2 separate regions of the Homo sapiens genome follow, and region 1 is linked to region 2. The links are chromatin contacts, found by Hi-C or POLR2A ChIA-PET in ENCODE. All regions are on one chromosome and are shown on one strand. Each heading gives the region's core, a stretch centred on a gene start or an enhancer-like site at or near the end of the contact. The rest is flanking DNA. Distances are from core to core; before and after follow the strand shown. Region 1 holds the start of INKA1 (inka box actin regulator 1). Region 2 holds the start of CSPG5 (chondroitin sulfate proteoglycan 5).

The links. Hi-C counts contacts between places; a loop is a spot of excess contacts on that map. ChIA-PET counts read pairs that join two places held with the same protein, here RNA polymerase II (POLR2A).
Region 1: a map of posterior vena cava shows a loop between it and region 2 (20-fold over the local background). The contact joins the promoter of INKA1 here to the promoter of CSPG5 in region 2. A Hi-C loop is called at or near these places in 1 of 168 maps with a recorded cell type or tissue (posterior vena cava). POLR2A ChIA-PET finds 5 or more read pairs at or near these places in 1 of 52 experiments (activated T-cell).

What each region holds. Positions count from the first base shown.
Region 1 is chr3:49,799,419-49,806,043 of GRCh38, forward strand. INKA1 (inka box actin regulator 1) reads left to right here and starts at 3,843. Exons shown (of 2, transcript NM_203370.2): 1 at 3,843-4,025; 2 at 4,763-5,612. The coding sequence starts at 3,975. The coding sequence ends at 5,569. CDHR4 (cadherin related family member 4) reads right to left here and starts at 455. Exons shown (of 19, transcript NM_001007540.4): 1 at 346-455; 2 at 1-19. The coding sequence starts at 394. It overlaps UBA7 (ubiquitin like modifier activating enzyme 7), which reads right to left. Exons shown (of 24, transcript NM_003335.3): 23 at 6,479-6,579; 24 at 5,791-6,019. The coding sequence ends at 5,890. RefSeq lists silencers at 3,240-3,289, 3,680-4,119.
Region 2 is chr3:47,574,375-47,581,082 of GRCh38, forward strand. CSPG5 (chondroitin sulfate proteoglycan 5) reads right to left here and starts at 4,491. Exons shown (of 5, transcript NM_006574.4): 1 at 4,223-4,491; 2 at 2,459-3,554. The coding sequence starts at 4,319. RefSeq lists silencers at 1,805-2,099, 3,702-3,791, 3,842-3,901, 3,942-3,991 and an enhancer at 5,116-5,820.

The sequences.
Region 1 (6,625 bases), core at 2,593-5,092, 2.2 Mb after region 2:
CAGGGCAGGCTGCAGAGGTCTGTGAAGAGCAGAGAATTCAGGCTGGAGGCCCCCAGGCTGATGGAACCACACATACTAGCATAGTCCTGTCCTTTTGCCACAGGGCCTGGCCATGCCATGGGGCCAAGCAGCTAAGGCCTTTCCTTGTATCCAGCATCCAGCATTTCACAGATGGGGAGTGAGAACTTGACTGAGGAAGTGGCCAAGAGAAGGGGTGAGGGCCAGGGGTTCAGATTCTTACACTTTCCTACCTCTCCCCCAATCCCTGTCCTCCATGGTAGCTTATCTGGGAAGGGTCAGGACTCCAAGGGAAAACTACGGTTCCCCCACCCACCACCTCCTCACCAGAGACCACCGGAGCAAAGAGGAACACGAGGAGCCTGAGCAGCACCATGATGACCTGAAGACACAGACAGCAGAGGAGGCTTCAGAAAGCTAGGCTGTTTGTCTGACTCACCCTGTTGCCAGGTCAGTTGCTCAAACATAGCTGGGCAGGCGGGACTCCTGGGCCTCCCAGATTCTATCCCCACCCATCCCTGGTGACTGAGTTCTAGACCTCTGGCAGGCTTCCAGAGGCTCAGAATATCCCATTTTCCATTGCCCCCATTCATTACAACTCTAAGGGCATGGAAGGGGAGGAGGATTAAGGTTCAGATGAGGAAACTGGTCATGCAATCCGTGGAGATAGAGCAAGCACAGCACCCAGGAAAATTTGGCCCAGGACCTGCTACCCCACAGAGTCTCAACTCCAGCTGGACCCCCTCCATTAGAACATTATCTGCCTATAAAAAATGAGCCCAACCGTCAACAAAATCTCTCAAAACTTGCTGGGTGTGGCGGCTTACATCTGTAATCCCAGCACTTTGGGAGGCTGAGGTGGGAGGATCACTTGAGCTCAGGAGTTCAATATCAGCCTGGGCAACAAAGTGAGACCCCATCTCTACAAAAAATTAGTTGGGTGTGGTGATCCAGGCCTGTAGTCCCAGCTACTCTGGAGGCTGAGGTAGGAGGATTGCTTGAACCCCAAGAGATCGAGGCTGCAGTGAGTCATGATTGTGCCACTGTACTCCAACCTGAGTGACAGAGCAAGACCCTGTCTCAAAAAAAAAGAAAAAAGAAAAAAAAAGTTGTCTACATCCAACAAGCAAAAGGAATCCTTTATGATAGAAATACAAATACTGGTTACCGTTGGGAATATCAGTTGGATAGGGCACCAGGTGGCATCCAGGAGTTGCTGAGGATGTTCTATATCTGGGTGGCAGCTGCACAAGTGTCTACAGATTTTAACATTTACTGGGCTGTAACTTTGAGATCTGTCTATTTATTGTATTTATATGTCAGTTTTTTTAAGTTTTCTGGCCAGGCACGGTGGCTTATGCCTGTATGGGAGGCTGAGGCAGGAGGATCGTTTGAGATCAGGAGTTCGAGACCAGCCTGGACAACATGGTGAAACCCTGTCTCTACAAAAAAAAAAAAAAAAAAAATTAGCTGAGTGTGGTGGCACATGCCTGTAGTCCCAGTTACTTGAGAGGCTGAGATAGGAGGGTCACTTGAGCCCCAGAGATGGAGGCTGCAGTGAGCCAAGATCATGCCACTGCACTCCAGCCTGGGTGACAGAGTGAGGCCCTGTCTCAAAAAAAAAAACAAAAACGGTTGTCTTTATTTGCCATCTCCAGTTCTTCAGTCCTCACTCTCTTCTCCACACACTCTAATCAGGCTTGTCCCTCTCTACACAAAACTGCCCTTGTCAGGGTTCCCAGTGACCTATGCACTGCCGAATCCAGTGGTTTGTTCTTCACCCTCACTGCCTAGGCAGCATTCAATGCTTGCTCCCCTTGGGTCCTGAGTCCCCACATTCTCAGATTTCTCCTGGCTGTTCCTGCTCAGCTTCTTTGATAGCTCTGCTTCATATCTCCCCTACCTCCACCTCATGGAATGTCCCAGGGCACAGTCCCGATTGCTGTCTCCCTCTGACTACACTGATTTCCTCCCACCCCACCTTATCCAGGCCTATGGCCTTACATACCATCCATTCACTCACTATGCCTCCCAGATCCAAGGCTCCAGTGCTGATCTCTCTCCTGAAGTCCAGAGTCATACACCTAGCAGCTGACTCTGCAACTCCTCTTGGATGTCTAACAGGCATCTCAAGGGTTACGTGTCCATAAATGATCATTGGATTTTCCTCTCCAAACCCACTCTTCTCCAGTCTTTCCCAGATCAGTTTATGGCAATTTCATCCAACCAGCTGTTAATGCCAGAAATGTAGGAGTCATGCTTGATGCCTCTTTTCCTGCCCACATCCATGCATCAGCAAGACTTGATTTTAGTTCCAAAACATACCCCAAAGTGACCCCCTTCAGTGCACCTGCCCTGCCCAGGCCTAGGCCCTCCCCTTCGTTGCCTGGATGAGGGCAGGGACTTCCACTCTTATTGCAGAATCCTTTTCTGAAAGCAGCTGGGATTATCTAAACAAGGGCTAGCCCAGGTCATTCCTGCTCAAAGGCCCCCATTGCTCCTCATCACACCAAGAACAAAACCCACATTCTGCTCTAAGGCCGTTAGAGCCTGGTTTTGCTGACCTTTTCCCTCCTGCCACCACCACCAATCACAGACACCTGGGCCTTCTTTATGTTTGGCCCTGTCCAGCTCCTGTCCGTCGGGGTCTCTTCCCTGGCTGCTCCTTCTGCCTAGAATGTTCTTCTTCTCCTTCTTCTCCTTCTCCTTCTTCTCCTTCTCCTCCTCCTGCTTCTTCTTCCTTTCTTTTTTTTTTGAGACGGAGTCTCACTCTGTCGCCCAGGCTGGAGTGCAGTGGCGCGATCTCCGCTCACTGCAAGCTCCGCCTCCCGGGTTCACGCCATTCTCCTGCCTCAGCCTCAGGAGTAGCTGGGACTACAGGCGCCCGCCACCACGCCCGGCTAATTTTTTTTGTATTTTTAGTAGAGACGGGGTTTCACCATGTTAGCCAGGATGGTCTCGATCTCCTGACCTCGTGATCCGCCCGCCTCGGCCTCCCAAACTGCTGGGATTACAGGCGTGAGCCACCGCGCCCGGCCAGAATGCCCCTCTTCTTGATTGCATCTTGATGTCACCTCCTGTGAGACTGACTTTCCCCAAGCTAGCCCACGGCCCTCATTCCCTGGTATTTTCCTGTTGCTGGTATGTCCAGTCTGTCTGCAGCTACACTACCCTTGAGCCTAGCCTGTGTTGATAGAGCAGCCTCAGCACCGACCCTCAGTCTGCACCTGGTACCGGCAAAGGGAATGCCGACGGTCGCGCGTCGCCGCTGGACTCGCGACTAGCCAAGCACTCCCCACTAGAGGGCAGTCCCGTCTAGCTCGGTTGGGACGCGGCTGAGGCCCCGCCGGTGCGCTGCCACAAAGTCCCGCCCTCTCTTGAGTCCTCAGACGGGCTGAACCCCACTTCCATCCCGTTCAGGGAGTGCCAAGGCCAGCCTCACGAATGGGTCCCGTGGGTCAGGCCCCGAGGGTCCACAACCTCTCTGGGTCCGACCATCCGGGGTGCTCTGCCTATGTGCGGACGCAGCACGGCGCCCCGTGAGAGGGACCGCTATTTCACCATTGAACAAACGGGGAGGATGAGGCCCCCGCACGGAGGCGACCTGTCCTGCGTCACGCAGCAAACGCAGGGTCCACTCAACAGTCTGGGGGCTCGGGGGGTCCCCGTACCGGCCCCGTCCGGCTTCCAGTTATGACCCCGCCCTTCCCACCCAGAACCGCGGCGGAGTCGGGAGGGACGCCGGGCTTTAGCCCCGCCCCCTTTGGCCGCGGGGCCGGGGCGGGGCGCGGCTGCCAGATGTCGGGGCGGCGGCGGCGGGAGCTACGGAGAGCGAGGAGTCGCGCAGGCAGGCGGAGGCTGAGGGCGCCGCTGGCCGGCCCTCCCAGCCCTCTCCGCGCGGCTCCGCCGGGGTTCCAAGAGGAGCTAGTAGGTTCGGTGGGGGCCCTGGCATGGACATGCACAGCGCTCGGCTTGACAGCTTCCTTAGCCAGCTCCGCTGGGAACTGGTGAGGCTCGGGAGCGGGTGTGGTTAGTGAGGACGCGTGCGGGATGCCAGGCTGCCGCCCGGCCGGAACAACAGACGGGTGCGGGGTGGCTCCAGCGTGCCGGTCCGAGGCGGGGTGGGGGCGGCGTGGCGCATATGGCTCAGATGGCCCGCGTCGGGTTTCGGACGGTTGGGAACTGAGCTGAGCATCAGATAACAGCATCCAGCTGGCCGTGCTGCTGGAACGGCGCGGGAGGAGAGAGTGGAAGGGGGACTTCTTTGGGGGCGGGGCATGGGGCGGCAAGGGACTAACGAGGTGCTGGCGCTGCTGTGAACGCCCCCTACTTCAGGCTGGCCTATGCCTCCCTTCTCTACCCCTCACCTAGCAAGCGCTCTTTCTGTGAAAGACGCTTTGGGCTTTGGGAGCTGAATCCCCCAATAGGCACGGGATGCCCCTCCAGTCCTGGGCAGGACCTACTTCCCCGTTCAGGCCCGCAACCCTGCCTGCCTGCCCGCCCGCCCTGGTGGCGGGTGCCGACTTGCCCGGCCCTGCATGCTGCAGCCTGCCAGACTGCCACCAGGTCGGTGGATGAGAACCACACCAGCTTCGAGTGCCAGCACCCCTATGCCTGCCCTGTGCTCACTAACACCCTGCTGCCCAGGCCAGCAGGCCTATCTAACCTTCCTGGACCCTCTGTTCTCTGGGCTGGCCTGGTGACAAGTGATACCTCTCCGACTTCTGCCCTCTCTTCCCCTCAGTTGTGTGGTCGGGACACAGGCTCACCCTCAATGCCTGGTCCCCTGCAGCCAACCTCCCAAACTGGCCCAGATGTGCAGCCCAGCCACCAGCTTAGGGCCTCGGGTGCCTTGGAAGAGGACTCAGTCTGCTGTGTGGAGGAGGAGGAAGAGGAGGAGGAGGAAGCAGTGGTGACAGAAGACAGGGATGCAGCCTTGGGAGGCCCCAGGGAGCATGCCCTGGACTGGGACTCTGGCTTCTCGGAGGTGTCAGGCAGCACATGGCGAGAGGAAGAACTGCCTGTATCCCAGCGCCCAGCACCCTCAGCACAGCCCCTTCGTAGGCAGTGCCTCTCAGTCAGTGGCCTCCCCATGCCCAGCAGGGCCCCTGTAGCCAGTGTACCACCTGTCCACCATCCACGGCCCAAGTCCACCCCAGACGCCTGCCTGGAGCACTGGCAGGGACTGGAAGCAGAGGACTGGACAGCAGCCCTACTGAACAGGGGTCGCAGTCGCCAGCCCCTGGTACTAGGGGACAATTGCTTTGCTGACTTGGTGCACAACTGGATGGAGCTGCCTGAGACAGGGAGTGAAGGGGGTGACGGAGGTGGGCACCGTGCCCGTGCTCGGCCCCCTCAGTTCCTGCTTGGCCTCTCTGAGCAGCTTCGGCGCCGGCTGGCCAGGGCTCGGCGGACAGCTATGGCAGGAAAGCGGCTGTCATGCCCACCTCGCCCAGAACCTGAACTGCCTGCGGATGTCTCACGCTTTGCAGCTCTCATGAGCTGTCGTAGCCGCCAGCCCATCATCTGCAATGATGTCAGCTACCTCTGACCCTGCCCTCCAGCCTGGGACAATAAAAGCCTTTTTTCTAGACTGTCCTGGCTCCATACCCCTGAGGCACTAAGAGGCAGCCCCAGCCCTGTGAGGCACTGCCCAGGGAGACAAATCTTCTGAAGAGCTTTTTTTCTCTGTGTGAAGGTCCCTGTCATGCCCATGTCACACCCGTGTGCATTAGTGCACTGTTTTCTATCGTCCATCCTCTCTGCAATGCCTTCCTTTAACAAGCATTTATTGAGTGCCTACTGTGGGCTTACAATGCAGGGCTTGGGATCCGGGGCTCCATTGAGCTAGGTGACAGGGTGGCTGCCTTGTCACAGCTCATAGTGCAGAGGTGGGAAGGCAGTGTCCTCGTCGTCACCCTCACAGCTCAGCTCTAGCACCAACACCCGCTGCCCAGGAGCAGGTGCCTGGCCTGTCAGCTGCTGAACCAGTTCTGTCACCCTGGTAGGGGTGGGTTTAGGGGAGATTGGAGAGGTGAGCCATGGCAAGCAGAAGGCAGCCTGGCATGGACTAGAGAGGGTGCTGGCAGGCCGTCAGGAGCCCAAGCCAGGAGCAGGAGCTGCTCAAGACAGGAAACATCTGAAACTATTTTAGGAGCAGCTGATGAGGCAAGCAGGAGGCAGGAAGCTATGGGTCCCTTGGGAGTGGGCTGTGAAAGGGGGGCTGTGCAGCATGTGGGGAGCCCATGGGGCTGGCCAAATAGGCAGCTCCTGAAGACTCCTCCTCAGGCTCTCGGCCCTCACCCCACCTCCAGCCTGTTTGCTGGCTCCATTTGGGGAAAGAATGCTTGGGAAGGTGTGAGGGGCCCAGAATGGGGCTGGGAAGACAAAAGGCAGTGTGGTCCCTAGCCCCAGCCTCCAGGGACTGGTGGGGCCTGTCTAAAGCCCCAAGTGGGCTCACCTGAGGGGCAGGTGCTGGGCCTGCTTTTCAGGTGACCATCCGGCCGCATAGAGCAGGGCTGAGCCGTGCAGCAGGATCCTCACCCTCAACCCGTGCTGCTCCTAGAGGAGAAAGGTCAGACACCAGCTGGGCCGGGCTGGGCTGAGC
Region 2 (6,708 bases), core at 3,241-5,740:
GATGATTTTGCAGAGAGGTTGCACAGCCCCCAGGCTGAAATCATCACTATAGTCCCCCAAACTGAATTTTGAGGAGCAAAATCACAGGGTTTCCTCATATTTCTGGTAGCCCTTAATCAACTGGCAAGTTAGTTTATTGCCATATTTTCTTTTTAAAAATAAAATTGCTACAATTTCTTAATCATAGTACCTCCTTCTGGCAATGGCTGGACCACTCCAAGAACTGTGTGGTCACATCCTATGAGTGACCCTAATGTCATGACCATTTATAATAAAGAACTTCGGCTGGGCGCGGTGGCTCACGCCTGTAATCCCACCACTTTGGGAGGCCAAGGAGGGCAGATCATGAGGTCAGGAGATTGAAACCATCCTGGCTAACACAGTGAAATCCCGTCTTTACTAAAAATACAAAAAATTAGCTGGGCGTGGTGGCGGGCGCCTGCAGTCCCAGCTACTCCGGAGGCTGAGGCAGGAGAATGGCATGAACCTGGGAGGCGGAGCTTATAGTGAGTCGAGATTGCACCACTGCACTCCAGCCTGGACGACAGAGTGAGACTCCGTCTCTAAAAACAACAACAACAAAAAAAAGAACTTCATAGAAAGAAACTGGAACTTAAGTTACAACGCCAAGGACAAAATACTCATTGCTTTCTACATGTTATTCTCTGATATACTACATCAAGACCTAAGGAACTTGAATTCATCATATACTTGCAGAACGAACAAGAACAAGAAGGATGGAGAATGACACTTGAAAAAGAGATACCCTGGCCGGGCGTGGTGGCTCACGCCTGTAATCCCAGCACTTTGAGAGGCTGAGGTGGGCGGATCACTTGAGGTCAGGAGTTTGAGACCAGCCTGGCCAATATGGTGAAACCCCATCTCTACTAAAAATAAAAAGAGACACACAGATGACAGAAATGCTCCATCTAGGACTAATGGAGACAACCCTCAAAGGAGTCTGAGGGCTCTCCTCCATTTCTACAGCCTGTAAAGGATGGAGACAAGCAAACCACCTGATCACCCCACCCTGGGATTCTTCCGGAATCAGGCTGCAAGCTCTCCAGCAAGTTAAATACCTCACTGTGAGGACAGTTCCTAAGAGTGAGGTGAGTAGGGTAATTACTGATGAGCTACAGACAATGCCCTTAGGAAAACTAAACTCTGAGTCTTTAAAAGGATTATGGATTTGATATCCCAAGGTAGACAAACATCAAAGTAGAAAGAAAAAAGCCACCTCCCAAAGTCAAGAAACACCCGCACATCTGCAATGCGAAGACTCTCAGCTTGATTTTATCTGTGTGAGTGGCTGCATTTTGGGGTCTGTTTCCAAGAAGGTCCTCCCTTTTGAGTTTGCGTGCCTACATTCCTTCCAGGGAACTGGCCCCTCCTCCCGCCGAGCACAAGGCATGGAGCGGTGTTCAACAGCTGTCTTTATCCCACAGAGTAGGTTTATGGGCCTACCCCTCTCACCAGTACCACCAGAACCCTCCAGCAAACACCCCTCAACCCAGCCCTTTTTCCAAAACTCTTAAAGAATTCCCTTCATTTTGCCTTTTTTTTTTTTTTTTTTTTTTTTTGAGACAGAGTTTCGCTCTTGCTGCCCAGGCTAGAGTGCAATGGCGTGATCTCGGCTCACTGCAACGTCCACCTCCTGGGTTCAAGCAATTCTGCCTCAGCCTCCCGAGTAGCTGGGATTACAGGCATGTGCCACCACACCCGGCTAAATTTTTTATGTTTTTAGTAGAGACAGGGTTTCTCCATGTTGGTCAGGCTGGTCTCGAACTCCCAACCTCAGGTGATGTGCCCACCTCGGCCTCCCAAAGTGCTGGGATTACAGGCGTGAGCCACCACGCCCGGCCTCATTTTGCCTTTGTAATTGAGGGTTTGGGTAAGGACACAACACACAGAGGAAAGACATAATCTTATTTCTGAGGAACCTCTCCTAGTGATAAGGTCACAGGAAGTGCATTTTACCAAGTAATTCTGTAGAAGAAGCCTGAGTGAACATTTCTCCACCTGGGAATCCTGCGACTGTACAACCTCTTGCAAGTTGTGCCTGTCACGCTGCCCTCTGTTTTGTTTTGTTTTTTTTTTTTTTTGAGATGGAGTTTCACTTTGTCACCCAGGCTGGAGGGCAGTGGCACGATCTTGGCTCACTGCAACCTCCACCCTCCGGGTTCAAATGATTCTCCTTCCTCAGCCTCCTGAGTAGCTGGGACTACAGGTGCCTGCCACCGCGCCCAGCTAATTTTTTGTATTTTTAGTAGAGATGGGGTTTCACCAACTTGGCCAGGCTGGTCTTGAACTCCTGACCTTAGGAGATCCGCCTGCCTCAGCCTCCCAAAGTGCTGGGATTACAGGCGTGAGCCAACGCGCCCGGCTACGCTGCCCTCTGTTGAGTCGGCCTCACATACACTCTTCAGTGTCCCTATGCACCTGCCTGCCATGCCCTTACCTGCAGAAGGCCCCTATGTTCTCCACCAGGTAGCACTGGCCGCCATTGTGACAGTAACTTGGGAAGAGGTCGCACACTGACCGGCAGGAGCCGTTATGCCGCACAAAGCCACTGCGGCACTCAGTGCCATTTTCACTGGAGGCCAAGTCCCTGCCTGGCTCTCCTGGGCGGGGCCTGAGGGCGATGCTGCTGCCGGGGACCGACCCCAGAGTGTGCTGTGGAGGGACAGCATGCCACCGACTGGTGGGCTGGCCTGTCCCGGGCCCCAGACCAGGCTTCCCAGTGGGCACTAGAAGCTCATTTTCATCTTCTAGGTCTCCACCTCCTACTGCATCTTTGTCATCCTCCTCTTCCTCCTCCTCTTCATCCAAGTCATCATAAAAGGATGTGGTGGGGTAGAAATCAGATTCATCGAAGGGGGTGAAATCATCGTATAAGTCAAGCAGGCTCCAGGAAGGGGTCTCTCCCTCAGTATCAGGGTGGTTCTCTGAGGTTCCTGGTGACCCTGGGAAGCTCCCCAGATCTGCGCCACGACCCTCACCATCCAGTCCTTCGAAGTAGTCGATGTCAATGATATCTGATGCCGGTTGGGGCTCCAGGGTGCCCTGAAATGGGTAAGTCAGCTCTGGCCCTTGAGGGTCGGGTGTGCTGCCCCCCAGGTTCAGCCAAACCTCCAAGGGGCTCTCCTTGGGGAGTTCAGAAGCTGGGCTCAGCTTGTCGCCGGGGGTGGGGGAGGGTGGCCCGCTGGCCTCTGTAGCCTCAGGAATGGCAGGGGGCATGATTGACTGCCCGAGGACCTCGTGGGGAGCCTGGAGCGTAGCTGGAAGGGCCTGGGCATCGCCGCTGCCCGCCTCTGCGGTCACTCCTCCCAGGCCTGGGCTGTCAGCTTCCAGCCAGGCGGTGCCGGTCACCGCAGCCGACTCCTGCAGCACCTCTTCTGGCCCGGCCAGCTCGCCACCGGGCGCCGTCCACGACGCCTCATCTTCCCCAGCCGCTGGTGGGCCGGCTTCTTCCCGCGTGTCGTTGGCAGGCGGCTCCCACGCCGGGCTGCCCTTCACCAGCTCTTCGGCCTCAACCGCGCTGCCCGCCTCACGCGCTGCGGGCGGGAGGGCAAGGGGCGGGACGTCAGGGCGGCGCGCTGAGGAGCCCTGGAGCCCCGGCCCGCCCCGGTCAGGCCCGCTCGCCTAGACCTGGTCAACCCAGACCTCGCCACCCTCAGACCCCACCGCCCCAGTGTGACCCCAGCCACCCGGTACCTCTAAGCCCCGTCCCGGAGTCTGCCCCCAAGACGAGGATCACACCCCGCCCAACGCCTCGCGGCTCGGCCCCGCCCGACCTGCCCCGCCGTCTGAAGAGCCAGGCCAGGGCGGCCCCCAGCTCGGCCCACCCATAAGTCTCACCCTCGGGAACCCACCCTGAGCCGCGTCCACTGGCTCCCGCCCTCAGCTCCAGGTCCCGCCCCGAAGTCTCACCCTCAGGCCCCGCCCCGGCCCCGCCCCGGCCCCGCCCCCGGCCCCGCCCCCAGTCCGCACCGCGGCCCGCGCGCTTGGGTCCCGGCTACCCCAACCGGGGTCGGCCCCCACGCGGGTCGGCCTTTCCCGGACCCCCACCACCTCCTGGGACCATTCCGCCGCCCGGCCGCGGCCAGGCGGTGCCCCGCCCCCTTGCCACAGCTCACAGCTCCACCTGTCCCCGCCGCCAGCGGGACCCCTGCCCTGGGTGGGGCACGAGGGCCGCGGGGGTCCCGGGCGCAGTCATACCTACCCGGCACGGCCCCAGAGGCCAGGACCAGCGCGGCCCCCAGAAACAGCAGCAGTGGCGGCGGCCCCCGGCCCGGGCCCCCGCCCCCGGCTCGCCCCATGGCGCGGCGCCCCGACCGCTGTCCGCGGTCCGCCCGGCTGGCTGCGCCCTCGGCTCGCCCGGCCGCCGCGCCTCCCGCCGGTTCTGCGGCCGCCTCAGCCCACGATGGGCAGCGCGAGGAGCCGCATGCCGCCGCCGCCGCCGTCCGCCGCTGTCCCCGGCGCGCCGCGCCTCCCCGCCTCCCGCGCCGCCGCTGCCGCCGCTGCGCTCAGCGCCGCCCTCACCCCGCCCGCCGCGCCGGCCCCGCCGCACGTAGCGGTGACGCCGGCCCCTTGGTCAGCCTGCCAGGGGAACAGACAGACCCCTCGCTGGGGACTAGGAGACACACGGACGGGGAGTGCGGGGCAGGCGGACGGGGAGCGCGAGGCAGGCGCACGGCGCGGCGCGCGGCGTTAGGCGGCAGGTGCACGGGCGGGAGACCTGTGGGATGGGGCCACGGTCCCGCCCCAGGTGAACAGGCGGCACGGGGCCCCGACCCGGAGGAACCCACCCGCCACGCGGCAAGCACGGAGGCGGGGACGTCGCGGGCCCAGTTACCCGCAGGGTCGGGGCGGGGTCCAGAAGAGCCGCAGGGGGCGGAAGCACGAGCCCCCACTGTGGAAACAAGCCAGGCCCGGGGCGCATGGAGCCTCTCGGATTCTGCACCAATCCCGTGTTCCGGGCGGGAAGGCTCTCAGGGAGGTCTCCGGGTCTCCACGAGGGAGGGGCGGGCGTTGGCAGAGCCTGGCAAGGGGGCGAAGCCGACCGCCCAGGCTCTAATCGGATCAGATCTAATCCGTTCGCAGCCAAAGCCACTAGCCTAGATCTCGCACAGCCAGGCCCGCCATAACGCATCCCGGGAGCAAGGGGTAAGACCCTCCCTGGGACTGCGGCTACCTCGCCTTCCTTCTAGTCTCCGGGCAGCCTGGGGAGCGGCCTTTAATCCTGGTCCCTTCTCCGGGATACGTCGTCCCCCAGGTGTCTCAGACCACCAAAACTCAGGTTCCTGGGTAGACCAGGGGGGTCTAGATCCCCAGCCGGGCACACATGGATGCTTGGCTTTAGAGTGATCTGTGGGGCCCATTCACAGCTTCAGGGCTCACAGGGCAACCCAAGACCACGCACCAGGAGGTCTGCTTAGTCGGCAGGAGGAACCGCAACCTAGTTACTTAGTTTATTCCCCCAAACCGACCGTCTACCCCTTAATGTGTTACTCACCCAAATGACAGTTCAGGGTATCAGCCCAAGGAGATAGGACAACTCCAGTATTTAAGAGACGGTCCCATTGCTGTCTTAGAAGACCAAATAAGTGACCAAGATGGAGATTCTATCTCCTAATCTTTCTGATACATATCTCCAGATGGAGTTGCCTTGGTTCAAAACCTGTTTCTCAGCAGAACTATGGCTGCAGCCTATTTGCCTAGCCTAGCGTCTCCACCTCTCCTGCCTGGTAAACTCCTCATGCCAGAAAAACTCAGTTCTTATCACCTTTCCCTCTATGAAGGCTTCTCAGCAGTTACACTTAATGCCCATCATCTCATCTTATCTACAGTTATTCCTCACTGGACTGCAAGGCACTTGAGTGCACAGGGCTGGTAACAGAGGGAGGCTCCATATCAGACAGGCATAAATGAACGAATGGCAACCACCCACACCCATCCCAGAACTGTGGTCTGGAGAGCCTTGAAAAAAGGGGTAAGGCTCTTTCTTTCATAGTTTCATGCTGCCTCCGGGGACCAAGTAAAATATGTTTGAAACAATAGCCTTCTCTAAACAGGGGACCATGTAGGGCTTTGCACTCACCTCAGCCACAGAGGCAGCAACGCACCCTTAACTGCCTCCAACCCATCTCTGCTTCCCTTGTGTGCAGCTTAACTCCTGTCACCTTTTACTGTATGTAGACTCTCTGTGTTCCTTTGCTTGTTTCCTCAACTCGGGTTGTGGCTGTCAGAGCGGCCTACCTCCTCCTTCCCTTCCTGAGGCCAGTCTGTGTGGGAAGACCTCATGGATGGGTTCCTTGATGTCTGGGGCATGACAACCACTCACACATTTTCAACAGGGTTTAATGGAGGAAGTTCTCCCACTCATTTTAAATATATTTTGTTAATTATTTAAGTATCTTCTTCTTCCCTTTCCTGGAGATGAAGTCTGCTAACGCTTCCTTCAATTTGGAATTTTTTTTTTTTGTTGAGACAGAGTCTCACTCTGTCACCCAGACTAGAGTGCAATGGTGTGATATTGACTCACTGCAACCTCTGCCTCCTGGGTTCAAGTGATTCTCTGCCTCAGCCTCCCGAGTAGCTGGGATTACAGGCATGCCACGCCCGGCTAATTTGGTATTTTTTGTAGAGACGGGGTTTCTCCATGTTGGCTCAGGCTGGTCTCGAACTCCAGGCCTCAGGTGATCCGCC